2 separate regions of the Homo sapiens genome follow, and region 2 is linked to region 1. A link is an interaction called in ENCODE POLR2A ChIA-PET data of the cell type or tissue named here. Cell type or tissue: MCF 10A. All regions are shown on one strand. Each heading gives the region's core, and the rest is flanking DNA. Links, peaks and the distances in the headings are about the cores only. Region 1 has its middle 47 kb from the start of LINC01950. Region 2 overlaps EFNA5 (ephrin A5).

Region 1 (17,071 bases), core at 5,703-9,702:
AAAATTTTGTCTTTAAAGTCAGTTCCTTTCCCTGAATTCCCAAATTAAAAAATAATGATGTTGTTTACCCAAACCAATTTCTTCATTTCTTCCTTCCATTTTCTTCAGTTAATAGATTAACAAATTCAATAAATTCTCCTGAACATTTCCCACTATATTTTACCTAGCTTTCCTTCCCACATCTACTCTCTTTCTTCTGGTTCTCTTTATTGCAGGGCTGGACCGTTAATAGTATTATTAACATAAAATGAAGCAAGGTATGTTCATTGTAGAGAATCTGGAAAATGTGGAATTCAAAGAAAAGAAAACTAAAATTACTTGTTATTTTATTGGAAAAATACTGTGCCTATTTGATATATTTCCTCTAGCATATTTCTGTTGTTGCACACTAAAAATATTAGCTTCATACTCTGCATATTACTTCATAATTTTCTTTTATTAATGTGTCATTAACAGTTTCCCACATAATGATATTTTTCTACAATATGGTACCTAATGTCTGCTTTGGGTTTCATTATGAGGTTATTACACAATTTGATCAGTCCCCTATTGTCAGATAGATGAAATGTTTATGGATCTTCACACACTTAAATCAGTGTGCACATCTCATTAACTTTTTCGGGTACACCCCCAAAGGGATCAGCGTGTTTATGTTTTGTGTTTAAAAAATAAAATATTTTCTTGGAGTAAAAGTAATAGACATTATTTTGGATAAATCAGAAAACACATATTAGTGAAAAGTTATTACCATGTAACTCAAGAAAAAAATGTGTGTTTGCGCATGTTCTCACTCATAGGTGGGAATTGAACAATGAGATCACTTGGACACAGGGAGGGGAACATCACACACCAGGGCCTGTCTTGGGGTGGGGGGATGGGGAAGGGATAGCATTAGAGAAATACCTAATGTAAATGATAAGTTAATGGGTGCAGCACACCAACATGGCACATGTATACATATGTAACAAACCTGCACATTGTGCACATGTACCCTAGAACTTAAAGTATAGTAAAAAAAAAAAAAAGAGAGAGAGAAAAGAAAAAATGTGTGTTTGTTACAACCTGGTACATGTTATTTGGGACTTTATAGCTATGACAAATGAAATCATTCTGTATATAATATTAAAAATGTTTCTCAATTCTGTATGTAACTTTTCATTTCAAAAATATCAGTTTATAGGATGATAATGCCTAAAGTGTACATGATTTTGTGACTGTAGCATATTCTTGAAAAAATTTCTTATTGTTAAATATTAAGGAGGTGTTACTATAGTTAACCTTTTAATACCTATATTTTTGCAGGTAATTTTTTGCTTGTTTTCTTCTTTATTTCTTTAACATGATTTCTGAGAACAGAAATCATTGAGTCAAAAGGTAAAGGTGTTTTTTAAGACTTTCGATAAATATTTCCAATTTTAACAATATGACGGATTTTTTCTACTCTCTTAAGACATTTTTATAATTTATTTTCTTTCACTTCTTTTTCTTTTTTAACCAACTATATAGAAAACATCTCAATAATCTTAAATTTAAAATAATTTTATTTGTAAATAGACCGAATATTTTTCACAAGGTAATTGTCTATTAGTATTGCTTCCTTTGTTCTAATGAGTTATACTCATCCTTTAAAAATTGTATTTGAAGGTGCTCTTTAAATATTAAATAAGTGCTATTTTAAAAATATTGCAAATAGTTCATTTTTTTCCAAGTTTGTCTCCCTCCCTCCTTCCCTCCCTCCCTCCCTTCCTTCATTTCTTCCTTCCTTCCTTCCTTCTTTCCTTCCTTCCTTCCTTCTTTCCCTTTCCTCCCTCCTTCCTTTCTGTCTCTCTCTCTCTCTCTCTTTCCTTTTTTCTTTCTTCTTTTTGAGACAGTGTCTGTTGCCCAGGCTGGAGTGCAGTGGCACAATCATAGCTCACCGCTGCCTTGAACTCCTGAGCTCAATCAATCCTCCCTCCTCAGCCACCCAAGTAGATAGGACTACATGTGGTATGTGCCACCATGCCAAGCTAATTTTTAAATTTTTTTGTAAAGATGAGGTCTTGCTGTGTTGCCCAGGGTAGTCTCCAACTCCTGGTCTCAAGTGATCCTCCCACCTTAGCCTCCCAAAGCACTAGGATTACAGGTATGAACCAACGTGCTGGGCTCTGTCTCAAGTTTCTTAATTTTGTTGACGGTATTTGATAATGCATGCTAGTTAAAAATATTATGTAATGAAAGCAGTCTATTTTCAATTTGCCTTTCCTTTATTTTTTATCCATAGAAAGTCTCTACTGAACTGAGATAGATAAATTCTCACATTTTACTTTTCACTTTAACCTTTTAAATTTAAAAATGTATAAAAATCTTAATAAAAGTATTATAAGGATATAAAGGACTTTGAAAGATCTGATATTTTACCCTACATACAAACTATCAAGTTAGCCCAGCACAGTTTCATGGATGCTGGTAGAAGATTCCAGACTTCTGGGTCAGAGATGAACAATATATTACTCATAGCAATAGCAGTAGCCAGAGTCCCAGAATTATTTTTGTGCTACTTAATAGATCCTCAATTCCCACAGGGCAAAACAGAGAGAGGGAGATGGTACCTGTAAATGCAGGTGGTTGCATTACAGGAAAAAAACTTCTCTGAAAGTTATAGTCCATATAAGAGAATATGAGTCTTTATAATGGGCAATAAGCAGGCCTATAAGGAAGACATTGCATCTTCCAAGACTATAAGAAAACCTGCCCTATATAGGGGAAATACTATCTCTTTATGCCAAGGCTATTTGTTACACAAAAATTTTTTAAAGATAGTTATGGGACTTGCTACCCCAAAATATGGCACATTGGCATTTAACAAAACAGCTGAAGCAGGAAGCTCCCTCTGACCTTCTCCCACCCCTCTTCCCTGAAGCAGGTCAAAAAATAATTATCTGATCTTCCTCTAATGTATTAATAGGTCCTAAGATCCTCATGTAAGAGATACCCTCTCTATACTCAAAGAAAAGGAATGTTCTTGTCTCTGAAGACACAGAGACATAGAGAAGAATCTGAACAAACCTGTCTTGCTAAGTTTCCCCCCAGTTTATTACTATTAGATTATATCCTCTTTGTCCAATCATACTCATGCCTTACTGTCAACTATTCATCAAAACTAAGCATAAAAATACACAGGTTTCCCTGTTTCTTTGATTCTTCATTTCTGAAGACTCCCATGTCTTGTAAAATTATATTAAATAAATTGGTATCCTTTTCTCTTGTTAGTCTGTCTTTTGCTTGAGGAGTCTCAGACATGAACCTAGCAATGTGTGAGAAAAGAAATTCCTTCTCACTTACCACAGTTTGCAACTAAGGTTAGCCAGTGTCTTCCTTGTGAGATGAGTTGAAATATGAATTATCAATAGATGATTGTCTTACAACAAAACAAAACGGCTAGTAATCGACATACAACACCATATAATACAAAACAAAATTCATTCTTCTACCTCTTTTGCTCCCAAATCCCAATCTTCAAACAAAATTATTTTGGCTTGTTCTTAGCTTTTCTCACAAATATGGAAAACTTCCATATTTCTAAATAGCATCTTGATATTGTGTATTATTTTTAATAGATTAAATTATGTTGTGGTAACAAACTGACAAATCCTAATGAATTAAAACAAAAATTCTGGGTATGTTTTCTGCAAAAAAGTTTTATTTTTTCCTTTATAATATTTTTATACCTTTTATTTCTTCTTGTTTAGACAATTTGTTTTTTTAGTACAATTATGTCACATATAAGTTTGTCTTTTATCTTAGTGTAGTTTACTCTTTCAATAGTTAATATTGGAATATATTTATCCATTATTTCTCTACAATTTAAATATTACTGGGCACCTTGTATATTATCTGGCAACACTATGTGGTTGTCCTATGAGGCTTGTCTGTAGGAGTGGCCTCACAAAAAGGTTTTATAGTGGATACTGATAGAAATTCAGAGGATTCAAATGTTTTTATTTTAATTTCTTATGTTAGGATTTCTAGACAATGCAGATGGTTTAAGCTAATATCCCACAGCCACATTTGGTCTGTGTCGAGTTATTATGATTTTTGTAGCTCCCCCCGCCGCCCCACAAATGGCCTTGTTGGCACCTGGCACCCTGGCCATTTTTCCTAGATTAGTTAACAAGGTGCTATAATGTATATATGGGTCTCAATTCCTTCACCCTGCCTCAGCTTCCTGAGTAGCTGGGATTACAGGCAACTGCCACCACACCTGGCTAATTTTTGGATTTTTAGTAGAGGTGAGGTTTCACCATGTTGGTCAGGCTGGTCTTGAACTCCTGACATCAAGTGATCCACCTGCCTTGGCCTCCCAAGTATTGGGATTACAGGCATAAGCCACTGCACCAGGCCTACTTTTATTTCATTTAAAGATTTGTTTTTTATTAAGCATTTCTAAGTATTTAGTAGAAGAAAGCCACATCAATGTCAGTCTACCATATGCTCTGTTATTGTTTTTTCTGAAGCTCAGTTTTCTCTTATTATTGGATATAATAATAGTGTTTCCTTTATGAAGCTGTCAAAATTAATAGGTTCATTAATGAAAAAAATCATATACTGCCTTAAGCATAGAATGTAGTTGATAATGAATCAGGTTTCTCTACATTCTCAAATTTTTCTTCTATTTCAGTGTAGTTTTCTCTTTCAATACCTTTTGCAATTTTTGGTTCTGCTCCAGAATCAACAGTTTCCTTATATTCTTGCCCTATTTTACTTAGCTCTTTTTTCAAAAATTTCTCCCTGCCCTTCAGCCAGTTGCTTTTTTATATTTTATGGTTCATTTTTATTTTGGAGAGCAAATATGCTCTTGGATTTAAAAGACAGTACAAACAGATGCTATAGGAAATTTGCTTCCTTAGTAAATGTTTTCCCAAAGCAGATTTTCTTTTTTAGTGCTATGCTTTTCTCTTTTTTTCTTTCTTTCTTTTTTGTTTGTTTGTTATAAAAATTTTCGCTCAGTTTTGTGTAAATCACTCTTACTGATTCTTGATTTTGGAATAATGTGTCTATCTGGTAAATGCCTCAAAGAAAAATGTCTGTATTATTTCTGGATCCAAGACCCTGTCCTTCAGGATCTTGTTAGAATGACCTTCTCAGATATTCATAGAACTGCATGTCAGTTTGATGATCTAGCAACAGCTGGAAAGAGTGTGGATTCTCCCAGAAGAGCAAATTTGTCTCTCTCTTCAAGCTTTCTTCCTAATTACCGAAACCCAATGAGCAGATTTTCATAGTTTTCTGTTTGGCTTGATCTTCTTCTAGGCCTTTATCTTTGCAACCCCAAGAAAAAGCTCCACTGTGTTTATTTCTGGAATAGGTGTAGTTGTCCCTACCCATCTGTTTGGCTTACCTTACCTACATTGCTTTGTCCTGCAAATAAGGAAACATTCAATGTAAAGTCAGCCATTAGAATTTATTGGGCATCCATGAAGTACAGACCACACAATTAGGTATTAGAGGAAGAACATTGCTTGTTTTCTTTTCGCTATCATCTTTAGTTTCGTTAATGTGTTAACAAGACAAGTTGAATTCACATAAAATATTAACATAAACTACATTTGTTATAGTGTCTATGACCTGTCTTATCCTATTTGCTTTTACTTTTTATCTATCTGCTCTGTAAAACAAAAAGTATCAATAAAACAGGGAAGAAGGATTGACTATACCAATCACAATGCTGGGACTTTCTATCTTAAATCAGTTCTCATGTGGGAATTTTTGATGTTTAATTTCCCAAGTAACAGTTTAGATAGAGGAATACTATGCTCTTCTTTGACACCTCCTTATATATTTCCTGATCTTCTGTCACTTTTTCTAGACATATATTAAATCATCTCATTAAAGAAGGTTAGTTCAGTTATTCAAAATTTTAAAATTACGTTTAGATCAATTCAATGTCTGAATTATATCAATTTTATTTCACCACTTTGATTCCTGCCAAATAATATTATTAACTGGAGAGCTATGGAACTAGAAATATAGAAAAATTTCACTTCAGTTCATTTATATTTTCTTCAATGGAATTCCTTTAAAAATAGGGTTAGTATCAATGCAGGATATAAAAATTTATAGATTTGGAATATACAGGATATGACAAAAAGAAAAATTCTCATCCATAATTCCTCAAAACAGTAGTTATCATCTTTGCATAGCCATTTCATCAATTTTCTGTGAACAAGTATACATTTATATTTTTGCAAAATATTAGAACACTATATAATGTTTTCATATAAACAGCTACTTACACTAATAAGATACCACAAATATTCTTCCATGTTGTTAGGTATTCCTTTATGACCTTAATTTAAATGGATGCATTGCATTTTATTTAACCAATTTTATACTGAGGATATTTTAGGTTCTTTCCATATTTTCTTCATTTTAAACATAACTTCCATGGACATTGTTTTTTAAACACAGTTGTAATTCTATAGAGTAAGTTTCTCAAAGTGGAATTCCTGGGTGAAAGGGGATGCACCTTGCATAAGACTTGTGCCACAACACAAAACTGCTTCATTTCCCTACTGCAAGGGTGCAGCAACCTCTGCTCTCTCTAGCAGCTTCCTGCTAATTTTTAAAGGGACCTTGTAAGGTTTTTAATATAGAAAATAGTGTTGGTGAATTTAGAGCTGTTATTTATTAAAAAGTCACAAGGAATATCTGGGCTATATATAAAGAACTTCCTCTTTTCTGATTAAATTGTCAGTCCTACTAAGAATGGGGTAAGAGCAATTACTTCTTATTTTATCTTTTTCTACTATTCATATTTCACAGTACTTTCATTCAGAAGATAGGCAGAAGCATATGATATTTTCCCTTCCCTTACAAGCTCATTCAGTAGAATAAATGTACACATACAATGTGTTAGAAATTTTTATCAATATTCGATTAGTGTCTAATTTGTTTTTATATGAACCCTGAATACTAAAAGACTCTTGTGGCCTAGAGCGAATTGACAAAGGCAGAGGGGTCATACAATGGGATTTAATTGGAACTTTAAGGCTAAATTGATGTAAATGGACTAGATGGAGGTAGGCCAGAAGCTGAGTTCCGCATGAGCAAAGCTTCAAAAATGGGAAATGGGCAGGGAGTATTCAGGGTATGCTAAGGAAAGGAGCTAACAATCTCAGATTTCCTGCTATGTTCTGATGTCTACGCCGGGCACTTTATTCCAAACAACTCTATTGGTTTCATTATTCCCATTTCACTGTATCTCAGGGAGGTTCAAATACTTCCTTGCCCAAGCATATCTGCATATGGCTCACAAATGGTTATTCACTCAAATACATGGTTTGCCTTAACTTCAGTCTAGTTCAACATGAAGTATCAGCTGTTGCCTTAGGGATTTTTTGGGTTCTCTGGAGCAGTTAGTGCTTCTTGTATCACAACTGCTTGCTCATTCTAAGTCTGGCATCCAGACATTGTAATGGTCAAATATTGGGGAATCACAAGTTGGTGCTGTAGTGCTGAAGTGACACATGTCTCCATAGAACTAGTAAGTATCAACAAGGTGCTTTATTTGAGTTAAATTTATAGTTCCAACAAAACTAGAAAGTCATCACTTGATTTGGTCAGTGGCAAAGTAAGCACTGACACAATTATACCTTCTAACATTAGGAACAAGTGAGGTAGAGGGAGAGTAAGCAGTTGGCTGGACTTCAGGCAACAGGGCAAGTTCAGATTAGTTGTCTTCATTGCAGTAAGAGCCAGGACATTTTCTCCTAGTTAAACTGCTAAGTGAAGGGTATATTGTCCTAGTCATTAATCATAGCCAAGCCCATGTGTGTAGAAACAAGCTATGTTACTAATGATGTCAGAATTGCAAAACTATTTTGTAATATAAGCCATGATTCCAACCCGGTATATTGATGGTAATGCCATACTTTCTGCCCACACCCACTGTGCCCACCTTGAGTACACCAGCCTGAACTCCACAAAGGATTTTGTTTGAATTAAGGGAGATAATGCTGGAAAGTTCAGGTAGGGTGAAATTATAGAGCCCTTACAATGTTGAACTGGAATTTTACAGACCTGTCTCTTCTTGTTGAGAGGCTTCCAGTTTAATCTCACACTGGGCTATTTTCTAGCTTGCTTGATCATTAGATTCACAGAGGGTACTTGTTAAATGCATTTCCTGGCTCTACTCTGAAAATTCTGATTCTGGGAGTCTGGGGCAGAACTGGGCAATCTGAATCTTTTTTTTTTTTTTTTTTTTTTTTTGAGATGAGTCTTGCTCTGTCGCCAGGCTGGAGTGCAGTGGTGCAATCTCAGCTCACTGCAACCTCTGCCTCCCGGGTTCAAGTGATTCTCCTGCCTCAGCCTCCCGATTAGCTGGGACTACAGGAGCATGCCACCACACCAGATTTTTGTATTTTTAGTAGAGATGGGGTTTCACCACGTTGGCGAGGATAATCTCAATCTCTTGACCTCGTGATCCACCCTCCTCGGCCTCCCAAAGTTCTGGGATTACAGGCATGAGCCACCGTGCCCGGCCTGAATCTTTAACATGAGCTTCAAGTAATTTTTTAGAGAGAATGTTTGAGAAGCTCACCTCTCCTGCTAGTGTGGATATATACTCCGTCTTCAATCCAGATAGGATACTATGTCTTGAGCAGTTCCTGTGAGAAAGGTGCTATGAGAGAAAAAGAGGAATACAGTTGGGTTCCTGCCTTCAAGAAGTTTCCTTTGGTAATCGAAAGATATCGCTTGCCTCTTTCTGAACTACATGTAATAACCTAGTCATATTATTAAGAGAAAACCTGATTATGATTTGATTTTCTGGCTTTACAAAGAAATACATTTAAAAGTACTGATTACTGTGCACTTGGTTAAAAAAAGATTTAAAGGGTCTCTTTTCTTCACTTTGTGTGTTTTCCATATTTAATCTGAATTTTAATTGTTCTAAATATAAAATTATTTATATTAAACACATAATCATAATATTTATATTTCTATGGTAGTTACGGATTAGAGTTACATAATTCTCTGAATTATGAAAGAGAGGCCAGATAAAAACAATTCTGTTACTTATCTATTTAACTAAGCCATCTGATGCTTAAAACCTCATTTTGAAGGTATTGTAGAAAGCAAGGAATATTTTAATTTTAAATTCAAAATCTGGCATCATAGCTCTTTTTTTCCTTAGTTACACAGAAAATATATGGCCCTCAAACCTCTGTATTTCACTGCTAGCCCAGCTCTGTAAATGTGTCATAGTCTTGGGTTTGCACAGAGAGTATTCCTTGGGGCCATTTCCACCAAACTAAAACGGTTCCCAAATGAAATACAAATCACCACTGAGATTGTGTCTACATGTGCAAAGTTAACTGAAAAATTGTGATATGCATATCCAGGCCCCAAACATCTTTGCTTGAAATATTCTGATATTTGAGGTGATAAACATGTATTCTAGCCATCAGAAGGGACTCACAAATCCTGTAATCTATTCATTTTTAAACTCATAAGCTAAAAAATCTACATTTTCTTTAATAAAAACACACATTTTAACCTGAAGTATCCAGATAATTTTCTTACTCTTTCATTTCATTTTGCTTAAGGTCCTGGCCCCATTTTAACATCTGACATCAACAGCTTTTCTTGGGCATCTGCAGTCTGAATTGGTAACACTGTTTTTTCTATTTTGAGAAACTGTGAAGCTTAGATTGGACTCGACTGAATATAGTGTGTCATGTGATTCAGATCCCTGGGTGTTAAGCATACGACCTTTGAAACTTGTTATGTTCTCAGCATTCACCTTCACTCTCCTGATTTGAGCACCTTCCAGTTTATTCTTCACTATTGGCTTTTCTGTTCAATTTAGTTTAGTCTAATGTTCTTCTGATTTTTTTCCTTCTAAAGGAGAAGAACTAATGCTCTAATTTAGAGGACTCAAGTGCCATTTTTGCCCATTCTTCATCAGAGATTGCACTATTCAGGTACTTTGCTTTTTTTAGATGAATGCCCTAATTTGTTCCTGTTATACAGTGGAGAAATCTTAGTTTTATATTAAAAAGGTCTCATCACCAGCCTCAGACACCTTGGAATATGGAATACAAAGAAACTACCATTGAATGAATAAAAAGGTTTCTGACTTTAGGAATGAAAGCCCATAAAATAGAAGGTCAAAATTAGCTTTTTTTGAATAGATAATCAAGGAGAACCTCCAAAGCTAACCTGAGTCATGTCTGTGTTCCAAAGATGGTTGAACTTGAAATCACGATTTACTAAGTTTTGCAAATAATGACAAGAAGGAGTATTTGAGAAACAAAATATATTGACAAATAAATGGAGTCAATGTTTAAGTTAACCTTTTACAAGTCATATTTTAAATTATTAAAATCTATTTTCTTTGTACTGAACTTAGCATTAGGATGAAATAACTTTCTGTTTAGTATTAGACCATATTTGACTAAAACCAAATTCAAATGTTTTACGTGATACTTTCTTTGTTTCTATCCATATTTAATGAAACAAACCTAGGCTTTGGGAACTAAGAAAATTTAGAGATTTTCTTAGTAATTTCCAGTCTTAGAGGCAGATCACTGAGTGGTGATGAAGGATCATTTATAGTCATAGCAGGGAAAAACAACAGCAGAATAAAAAATTACTAATTTGTTTAAAATATGTTTAGAAGATGTGAGCCATTAAAATCAGGTTTCTAATATTCATCAGAGTTTATTTTCCCCTTTTATTTTTAATTGGAACATACTTGACATAAAGCAAAACACACAGATCTTAAGTGTACAATATGGTAAGTTTTGGCAAATGCAGCCATCTCTGTTAGCCACTTCTCTATCAAAGTATAGAATACTTTTATAAGCTAAGAAAATTCTTATGTCTCCTTCCAAGTCAATCCCCCTCCCCAACCCAAATGGGCAATCACTGTTTTGATTTTATTACCAGTTTAGTTTGCTGTCCTAAAATTTTATATAAATGTAATTATGTGGTAATACTCTTTTGTGTCTGGTTTCATCCATGTTGTTGTAAATATCAGCTTGTACATTTTTATTGTTGAGTAATAGTTGTTTGAATATGCCACAATTTGTCTGTGAATAGGCAGTTTACAAAAAGATTTTGGCTTTTATGAATAGAGCTGCTATGATCACTGTTATATCTGTCTTGGCTGTGGATATTAGCTCGATTTCTTTTGGGTACATAGCTAGGAGTGAAATTGCTGGACCAAACTTATATTTACTCTTCAACTTTATAAGAAATTTCCATAGAGTTTTCTAATGTAGTTGTACCATTTTTCATGTTTACCAACAATGCATAAGAGTTCAATTTCCTCTTTATCCTTGCCAAAATTTAAGGTTTTCAATATTTTGATAGCTATTCTTTTGAGTAGATAGGGACATCTTACTGAATTTAATTTGCATTTCCCTGCTGCCCAATGATTTTTGAGAATTATTAACTGCTTACTGCATATTTGTGAATCTCCCTTTGTAAAGTTTCAGTTTAAGGTCTTTTATCCATTTTTAAATTTGCTTTTTTTGTTTTTGTTAATTATTATTAAGTTGTAGACATTCTTTGTATATTCTAGATTAGGGTTCTTTTAAAAAAAAAAAATTGAGATGGAGTCTCTCTCTGTCACCAGGCTGGAGTGCAGTGGCACAATCTTAGCTCACTGCAACCTCTGCCTTCCAGGTTAAAGCAGTTCCCCTGCCTCAGTCTCCTGAGTAGCTGGGACTACAGGTGCATGCCACCACACCCAGCTAATTTTTGTGTTTTTAGTAGAGACGGGATTTCACCATGTGAAATCCAGGATGAAAGCCAGGGTGGTCTTGATCTCTTGACCTCGTGATCCACCCGCCTCGTCCTCCCAAAGTGCTGGGATTACAGGCGTGAGCCACCGTGCCTGGCCTAGATAAGGATTCTTTTACAAATAAATGTTTTACAAATATTTTACCCAATCTGTGACTTGCCATTCATTTTGGTAGTGGTTTATTTTAATGAGCAGGAGTTTTTAATTTTGGTGAAACCCATTTCATCAATTATTTACTTTTAGGGATAGTGTGTTTCCTGTGCTTGGTATAAAAACATTCATTACATATTCCAGGTCATAAAAATATTTTCCTTTTTTTTTCCAGAGGTATTAGAGTTTTAGTTTTTTTACTTATAATGTCTATTAAATCAAATTTATAAATGGTGTGAGTTTTTCCCAGCACTTTTTTTCCCAGCACTTCCACTTTTTCCCAACACTATTTGTTGGAAAGCTTTCTTTTTTCATTAAATTGCTTTGAAACAGTTGTCTTAGGTCAAGAGCAGGTATATTTCTAGAGTTTTTATTTAGTTCCTTTTATCCGTTTGTCCATCCTTAGGCCAACACCACACTGATTTGGTTTTTAGAGCTTTAAGAGCATTAAATTACATTTTGTAAATCCTCTAATTTGTTCTTCTTTTCCAAGATTGATTATTTTCCCTTTACATCCTTTGCATTTTCAAATAAATTTTAGAAACAGCTTGTCAATTATGTAAAAATGTCTGCTGGGATGCTGATCGTGATGATAACATATCTGCAGATCAGCTGGGGAAAGAATTGTCTTCATAACAATACCAATATTTCTGTTTATGGCATATTTCTTTATTTGTTTTAGTCTTTATTTTTTTCAGCATAGTTTTTATAAACATAATAGTGAAGCCTTGTACAACTTTCACTGAATTTATTGTTAAAGGTATGTGTGTATAGATTTGCTTTTAGTTATTCAAAAGGACATTTTAAACATTGTATTTTCCAATGCTTACTAATATATAGAATTAGAATTTATTTTTAAAATACTGACATCATGTATGATGATGTATTAAATTAATTAGTTGTAGTGTTTTTTATCTAAAAAATTTTACTTAGAATTTTTTATGTAAAGCAATCATATTGACTGTGAATAAAAAGAATTTTATTTCTTGCTTTCTGAACTTTATACTTTTATTGCTGGTTCTTACTTTATTGCACTGTGAGATTCTTCCAGTAAATTATCAAATAGATGAGAAGTTTGGGTGAGCATCTTAGCCTTTTCTCAGTCTTAGGAGGAAGTCGTTCAATATTTCACCACTAATTGTGGTGCTAACTGTAGACTTTTTTTTTTTTTTTTTTTTTTTTTTTGAGGCAGAGTTGCACTCTTGTTGCCCAGGCTTGAGTGCAATGGCACGATCTCGGCTCACTGCAACCTCCGCCTCCCGGGTTCAAGCGATTCTCCTGCCTCAGCCTCCTGAGTAGCTGGGATTACAGGCATGCACCATCACACCTGGCTAATTTTGTATTTTTAGGAGACACGGGGTTTCTCCGTGTTGGTCAGGCTGGTCTCAAACTCCCAACCTTAGGTGATCCGCCCCCCTCAGCCTCCCAAAGTGCTGGGATTACAGGTGTGAGACACTGTGCCCAGCAACTGTAGACTTTTCATAGATGTCTTTATCTGACTGAGAAGTTTTCTTCCATTTCTAGCTTGTTGAGAGTTTTTAATCATTAATTGTTGCATATTGTAAATAATGTTTCTGTAGCAATTGAGATAAGCATATATATTTTTTCTTCATTCTGTTAATATAGATTATAAATTATAATCAATATAATTTATAATATGTATGTTGTATTGATTTTTTAAAAATATTTTGAACTCACTTTGTACTTCTGGAATCAACCCCATTTGGTTATGTGGTGTTATCCTTTTTATATGTTGCCAAATCTTATTTGCTAATATTTTATTAAGACTTTTTGTGGCTATGTTATTTGTTCTCTAATATGCTTGTCAGGTTTTAGCGTCAGGATGATTAGTTGTGAAATACTTTTTCTGCTTCTGTATTTTGAAAAAAGTTGATGGTATTGGTATTATTTCTTCATCAAGTGTTTGCTAGAATTTATTGTGCCTTCACATTTTCTGTGTGGAAATGCTTTAATTCCAAAAGCATTTTCTACAAAAAATACAGGAACATACAGAGTTTCTATTTCTTCTTGTATCAGTTTTGGTAATTATTATTTTGATAATTTATTTCTTTCAAATAACATATCCATTTCCTCTAATTTGTCAAGTCTATTGGAATAAATGTGTGCATAATATATTCTTATCTTTAATATCTATAAGATTTGTCATGATGACCTCTTCACTATTTCTATAATTGATAATTTGTGTTTTATTTTTATGTTGGTTTAGCTAGGGGTTTATCAGTTTTATTAATCATTTCAAGACAACCTATTGTTTTTATGTATTTTTCTCTCTGAACTTTGTCCACTATTTTGATATCAGCTATTACCTTTATTATTTTCTTCATTTTCTTTTACTTACTGAATTGAATTTTCTCTTCTTTTTATAGCTTCTTAAGGTGGGAAGTTTTAGTTAAAATCTTTTTTAGCAATAAAATCTTTATACAATTTCTATAATCTTCCCTCGGATTTTCTTTTAAAGATTATTATTCATTTGGAAATGCCTTGTAATGTATCTTGAGAATTTTTTCTTTGATCCATGGATTATTAAGGAGTGTTTTTCTTAATTTGTAAATATTTGGGCAATTTTCAGGTGTATTTTTGCTACTAATTTCTATTTGAATCTTACTAGGTCAGAGAATATGCTCTGTGATTTTAATTCTTTAAAAATATTGAGACTTGTTTTATGGTCCAACTTATGGTCTATTTATGTTGGTGAATTATTTATGCAGACTTGAAAAGAATGGGCATTATGTATTAATAGATGCTGTCCTCCATAACTATTAGGTCAAATTGATTCATAATGTTTTTCAAGTATTATATTCTTACTAACTTTTTATCTACTTAGTCTATCAATTAATGAGGGCAGAATTAAAGTCTCTAACTATAATTGTGTATTTATGTGTATTTCTCTTTAGTTTTTTGAGTTTTTTGCTCCACGTATTTTCATGCTCTTTTAATAGTGTAATTAGAATGTTTTTGCTTTTATGGTGAACATATTCTTTTATGATTATGAAAATCCCTTTTACTCTTGGTTAATATTTTATGTCTTGAAGTGTATTTGCCTAATATTAGCATAGCTTCTCCTGCTTTCTTATGCTTACAGACTATATGGTATATCTTCTTCCTTTCTTTGATTTTCATCATCTCTGTACTTGTTTATTTAAAGTAATTTACTTATAAACAGCATATGTTTGGGTTACTTTTAAAAACTGCTGTGACAATTTCTGACTTATAATTGGTTTCACACATTGACTGTAATTTTACTGTGTATCTACTGAAATTTTAGTATGGTTAGGTTTCAGCCTACTGTCCTGTATTTATTTTCTCTTTGTCCTGTTTGCTCATTGTTACCTTTTATTCCCCTCTCCTGGCTTTCTGGCTGCTTTTAAGTACTGTTTTCTATTCTCTGAATTGGCTTTTTAATTTAACTTTTTGAATTTTTATTTTTACCAGGTCCTTTAAGGGATCCAATATGCACACTTATCAAATACTACCCTGAATATCACATCATTCCATGTATTAAAACTTATGATATTATAGTTTTATTTACTTGACTTCTGTCCTTTGTACTGTTGTTGGCATACATTTACTTCTATATATCCTATAAAGCCCATAACATATGACTTTTATTTTGGTTTTTAATTATCTATTATTTTGTAAAGAAACAACAAAATGAGGAAAAGCATCTTACATTTGCCACAGTTTAATCATTCTGCATTCTTCATCTCATTGCTGAGTTTTTCTTCAAATTGAATAACTTCCCTTATGATTTTTTGTGTGCAGGTCTGCTCTTTTTGTGAGAAATTTTCCCAGCTTGTGTTTATCTGAAGATGCATTAATTTTGATTTTGTTTTTTAAAGGTATTTTAACCTTTAATTCTTAGATACAGAATTTGAAGTTGAGAGATTTTTTTTCCTCCCAGCACTTTGAATATTTCTTCCATTGTCTTTGACTTGCATTGTTTCTGATAAGAAGTCAAATGTTGTGGTTAGTCCCCTGTTTATAAAGCATTCTTTTTCTCAAGCTGTGTGTTGAACACATCCTTTTAGCATTGGGAAATGACTTCTTTAGCATCATGAAGTCCCCTTTCCTTAGGCTATATCTATGGTTTTTATAAAATTAATGATTATTTGCCTAGATTTAGTTATTTTATAGTTATTATTCTTATGGCTTGTTAAATTTTTTTGACTTGTGTGTTCAAGTTTTTTTTAGTATTTGGACAATTTTAGCCATTTGAATTTTTTTTGGCATTAATCTCTATATCCTCTCTTTCTGATATTTCAGTTACTTATGTGTTGGACTACTATATATTGTTTCACAGGTCCAATATAGTTATGGACATATCTGTTATTCCTTGGTGGATGTATTAGTCTGTTCTCACACTGCTAATAAAGACATACCTGAGACTGGGTAATTTGTAAAGCAAAGAAGTTTAATTGACTCACAGTTCCACATGGCTGGGGAGGCCTCCCAATCACGGTAGAAGGCAAATGAAGAGCAATGTCATGTCTTACATGTCAGCAGGCAAGAGAACTTGTGCAGGGGAGCTCCTCTTTATAAAACCATCAGATCTCATGAGACTTATTCATTTATAAGAAAAGCAAGAGAAAGACCCGCCCCCATAATTCAGTTACCTCCCACCAGGTCTCTCCCATGACGTGGGCATTATGGGAGCTAACATTCAAGATAAGATTTGGGTGGGGACACAGCCAAACCATATCAGTGTATTTTTGATTGGTTTTTGCTTTGTGTATTTTGAATCTGTATTAACAGAAACACAGCTTTTTAGGATTTTGATACCATCATGCTCTGCTACATTACTTGGTTTTCAAATCACCACTCTAGCTAAAGCCAAAACCTTGATTTAACTGTGAACAGTTTACTAGGTTCCAGATTTTATTTTCTCCTATAGTAATGTAGAAACTTGTGACCAGTAATCACAGCTATGTTGATCACTGTCCACTCAGAAACATGAAGTTGCAACCCATTTGATGTTATGTATTACTGTTTGTCATTCAATTCCATCTCTTACTGTGCCCAACTTACTGGTAAAAAACCCTGAAATATTATATTTGCCTAATTCAACCTTTATACTCTTAGGTTTTTTTTTGGTCAGTGTGTATTACAGTCCTA
Region 2 (4,000 bases), core at 1-4,000, 320 kb before region 1:
ATACCCAGCCGCCTTTTGGCAATCCTACTGTTCCTCCTGGCGATGCTTTTGACATTATAGCACAGTCTCCTCCCATCACTTGTCACAGAAAACATCAGGGTCTTGGAACACCAGAGATCCACCTAACTGCTCATCCTAAGAAGGGACTTGTTATTGGGTTTTGGCAGATGTCAGATTTTTGTTTTCTTTCTTTCAGCCTGAATTCTAAGCAACAACTTCAGGTTGGGGGCCTAAACTTGTTCCTGCCTCCCTCACCCCACCCCGCCCCACCCCCAGCCCTGGCCCTTGGCTTCTCTCACCCCTCCCAAATTAAATGGACTCCAGATGAAAATGCCAAATTGTCATAGTGACACCAGTGGTTCGTCAGCTCCTGTGCATTCTCCTCTAAGAACTCACCTCCGTTAGCGCACTGTGTCAGCGGGCTATGGACAAGGAAGAATAGTGGCAGATGCAGCCAGCGCTGGCTAGGGCTGGGAGGGTTTTGCTCTCCTATGCAATATTTATGCCTTCTCATTCAGAACTGTAAGATGATCGCGCAGGGCATCATGTCACCATGTCAGGTCCGGAGGGGAGGTATTAAGAATAGATACGATATTACACCATTTCCTATAGGAGTATGTAAATGAACAGGCTTCTAAAAGGTTGAGACACTGGTTTTTTTTTTTAATATGACTGTCTTAAAGCATTCTTGACAGCAAAACTTGTGCTCTCTAAAAGAAGCCTTTTTTTTTTTTCTAGGAGGCAGGTTGGGTGTGGAATGCTAATACAGAGCAGGTGTGAAAACAGAGAAAACTACAGGTTTGCTGGGGGTGTGTATGTGTGAGTGCCTCTAATTTTTTTGGTGACTGGGCAGTGCACACCAGATATTTTTTCTTTGAATACAGATCACCATGGTGCTACAACTTTTTTTTTTTTTTTTTTTTTTTTTTTTTTTTTTTTTAAGAAACTCAAAGAGGCATTTTTATGAATAAAGTGACCTTCCCCAAGGCTGACAAGCCAGGGTTGATGAGTGCATAGTGGAATAGCTTTGGATACTCCTCTGGGGGATGACATGTACCAAGGAGAGGACCGCAGTGGCCAGAGGAGACATGATTTGGCTTTGCTGGAGCGCCAGTGTGCTGTGGCCTTTCCCCGCCTCCCACCCTAGTACCCACGTTTTGCTCCACACTCCTTGACCGCAGGGGCTCGGACACAAACCCCTGTCACCAGGAGAGTCAGTCAGCACTACTTGGGAGGGCTAAAGGGAAATTTGGAAATAAAATTCCAAAGTTTGGAGTAAAAAAATTCAAGTGTTGATTTTATATTCTTTCCCTTTCTGACACAGCCTAAAGCGTAGGGGGAACATGTGTTTATCTGTGGGAGATAAACAAGATGGAGTCCCAAAGACTTTAACAAAATATTTTTTTAAAAATCCACTAGAATAGAAAATACATTATTTAGATATACTTTATGCTGAGAGTGAGTATATATGCTTGTCCTATTTAAACTTGTGAGAAAAAGTGGTATCCCTTGATACATTTAGAAATATGGGGGCTATCTTGTTTCATTGTGGGGGTGGGGCAGAAGGAGAATAAATGCAGGATGACCCTGTTGAAGGAATCTTAGCATGGCCAACAGGGGACGTTTCCAGTCGATTACCAGGAAATGCAAGCCTTGGGGTTTCTACTGGTGGTGGGGCTGTCATGAACTTTAAAATCCAAAGCCTAGACAAGGAAAAGTGTTAGACCAATTGAAAAGCAATCCAGCCCTTTTTTTTTTTTTTTTTTTGGCTTTGCACGACATGTCAACAGAAACCATGCCTTTCAATATAAGAAATAAATGTGATGATCATGTAAAATGTGAAAAATTGAAAGCATTCCAGCAAAATAAGAATTTTTTATATATTTGTTTTTTAAGATGTATATGTTAAAAAAAGAGAAGGTCGCATTATGGACAGACTTCGTGAATGGGAATTTGCTTAGAATTGTGAGTAGTTCTGAATTAGAAAAGTATGTGAAGGAAAGGCAGCTGTAAACGTATTGTGCCCTGGAGAGTTGTACACATGTTGAAATGTAATCTGGGCTTACCTGATCCATTTGGAGTGGATGTCACTGCCGAGTCTGTTCTCACATGGAACCATGTGTGTGGGGTTGCCAGCCTCACAGATACAATCAATCCTATTCCCCTCTGACATAAGGAACTCCTCTGGAGTGGCAGAGTCTTATCACAGAAGGCAGCCACCATTTCACCAAAACAAAAGTTCACGGCATTCAATTCCTTTTTCCTTTAGCTATTTATATATGCAGTACTCTCAGTCATATGCAGAAATACTTTTTTTTTTTTAATTAATAGTTACAGGCTTGTTGGTCCAGTGGGATTTGGGTAGGGGGAGAAAGATACCTTCTAAAATGGATCAATAGAACCAAAATAATACAGCATGTTCTATAACCACAAGGAAATCAAATGATCCTGTCATGATTCCAGTTAGTCATAACTATGTTAGCAGTGCTAAATGCATTTTAGAAATGGTGACTTCTGTGGTTTTCCTAGCATTTGTCTCTAACAAATGGTGAAATAATTACTCATGGCCCTCTCTGCCATTGTCTTTCATTTTTTCACAGTGAAATTAGACCCCTTTACTTCACCATTCTGCCACTGCAAATTAAGTATAAAGAAAATAGCAAGAGTGTCCACACCAGTAGACAGTAAGCTTCTCTACCTGTAAGTGATGAAATCATAGCTAATGCACTTGCCATGGAGTTTTCAAGATGATTGGTGTCAGACAGTTTTCACTTTGTTTAAAAAGTGTTGGTGGCCTTTTGTGGTGGTGTTACAATCCTCTGGGGGCTTAGGAGGATGTTGATGCAACTTTTAGAAGCTTTTAATTTCAAAAACAACTCAAAAATCTGAAGGACAGTCATAGCTGCCACTCAGCCCCAGTTAGTCAAACCCCAGTGACCTTTGCCCCTGGTTGCCAAGGGCTTTGCAACATCAAGCAGGGAAATAAGGATCTGTCTGTTTAGTGGATACCGTGTATCCTTTAATAGACCAGGTAACAGTTCGTGTTAGTTTAGACTATTGTTTTGTACTGTACTTTCTTGGGTGGCAGAGGAAAGAAAAGTAAAACATTAAAAAAAAAAAAAAAACTGCGTTCTTTAAATTCTGTATTATTAGCAACCTCTGTTGTACATAGTGTTTGATAATAAAGTATTAATTTGATTCTTATGTCTTTTGTAAGTGAGAACAATAGACTTTCAGGATACAAAACATGCATTGAGGCTTTGAAACATCCAATGTGTACCATGGCTGAAAAAAAGAGTCACAAGTGGCTGAGACACTGCTCCATACAGGACTCATGTGTGGTCATTGCCCACCCAATCTTATGACTCCATCATCTTGGGACCTGGAACAACATGACTTTTTTGATCGATATTTTGTCCTCGGTGTTTTCAAGGTCTGATGTTGGAGCCCTGTGGCCCACCCTCCCTTCTCCACCAGCATGTTGGTTTGAAAAGGATAGGGAATTTAGAAACAGTTCTGTACTTTGGTTTGGTTTGGTTTTCTGTTTGTGATTGTTTTCATGGACTGTTTTATTTTTTCCCAGGAAGAGTCTTTATCAATATCATGTGCAGCTCACTCATGGAAATGGTTGCAAACCAATCAGTGTAGGAAGCTTAAATGGGGCTGTTTCCCTCTCTGTGTCGTTGTGAAAGGAAGAGTCACACAGTACCTGTGGATTTTCAGGGACTCTGTTTTTCTCCGGTGCCTTAGCAACGGCAGCAGCCATTTGTATTATTTTCAAATAATTAGAAAAACAGTTTTCAACTCCTCCTTTCCATTCATTGCTCTCAGAGTTGTGGTCACTGACTTTTCTTTTGAAAACCGCCTCCACCAACACCCCCGTTTGCCTACACCACCCCCCTTTTACTTAGTATGTTTATTTTTTGTGTGTCTCTTGCCTTCCTCCCACGTTTTATTTCCCCTCAGAGCTGTGAATGGGCAGGTCTGTCTCTGGTTTGGC

Evidence for each region. ChIA-PET counts read pairs that join two places held together with the same protein. Peaks named below come from ENCODE experiments on the same cell type or tissue, not always from the same donor. Only the 100,000 strongest peaks of a DNase experiment are listed, where the experiment ranks them.
Region 2: POLR2A ChIA-PET joins it to region 1 with 5 read pairs; 2 of 35 experiments call an interaction of 5 or more read pairs at or near these places.

The regions. Positions count from the first base shown.
Region 1 is chr5:107,049,127-107,066,197 of GRCh38, reverse strand. No RefSeq gene overlaps it. Among named protein-coding and RNA genes, the nearest start is that of LINC01950, 47 kb to the right of the region's middle. In MCF 10A, for the core only: no CTCF peak of the experiment used is centred there; a DNase peak (open chromatin) is centred at 7,767.
Region 2 is chr5:107,377,315-107,381,314 of GRCh38, reverse strand. EFNA5 (ephrin A5) reads left to right here. Exons shown (of 5, transcript NM_001962.3): 5 at 1-4,000. The coding sequence ends at 60. Among named protein-coding and RNA genes, the nearest start is that of EFNA5, 290 kb to the left of the region's middle. In MCF 10A, for the core only: no CTCF peak of the experiment used is centred there; no DNase peak of the experiment used is centred there.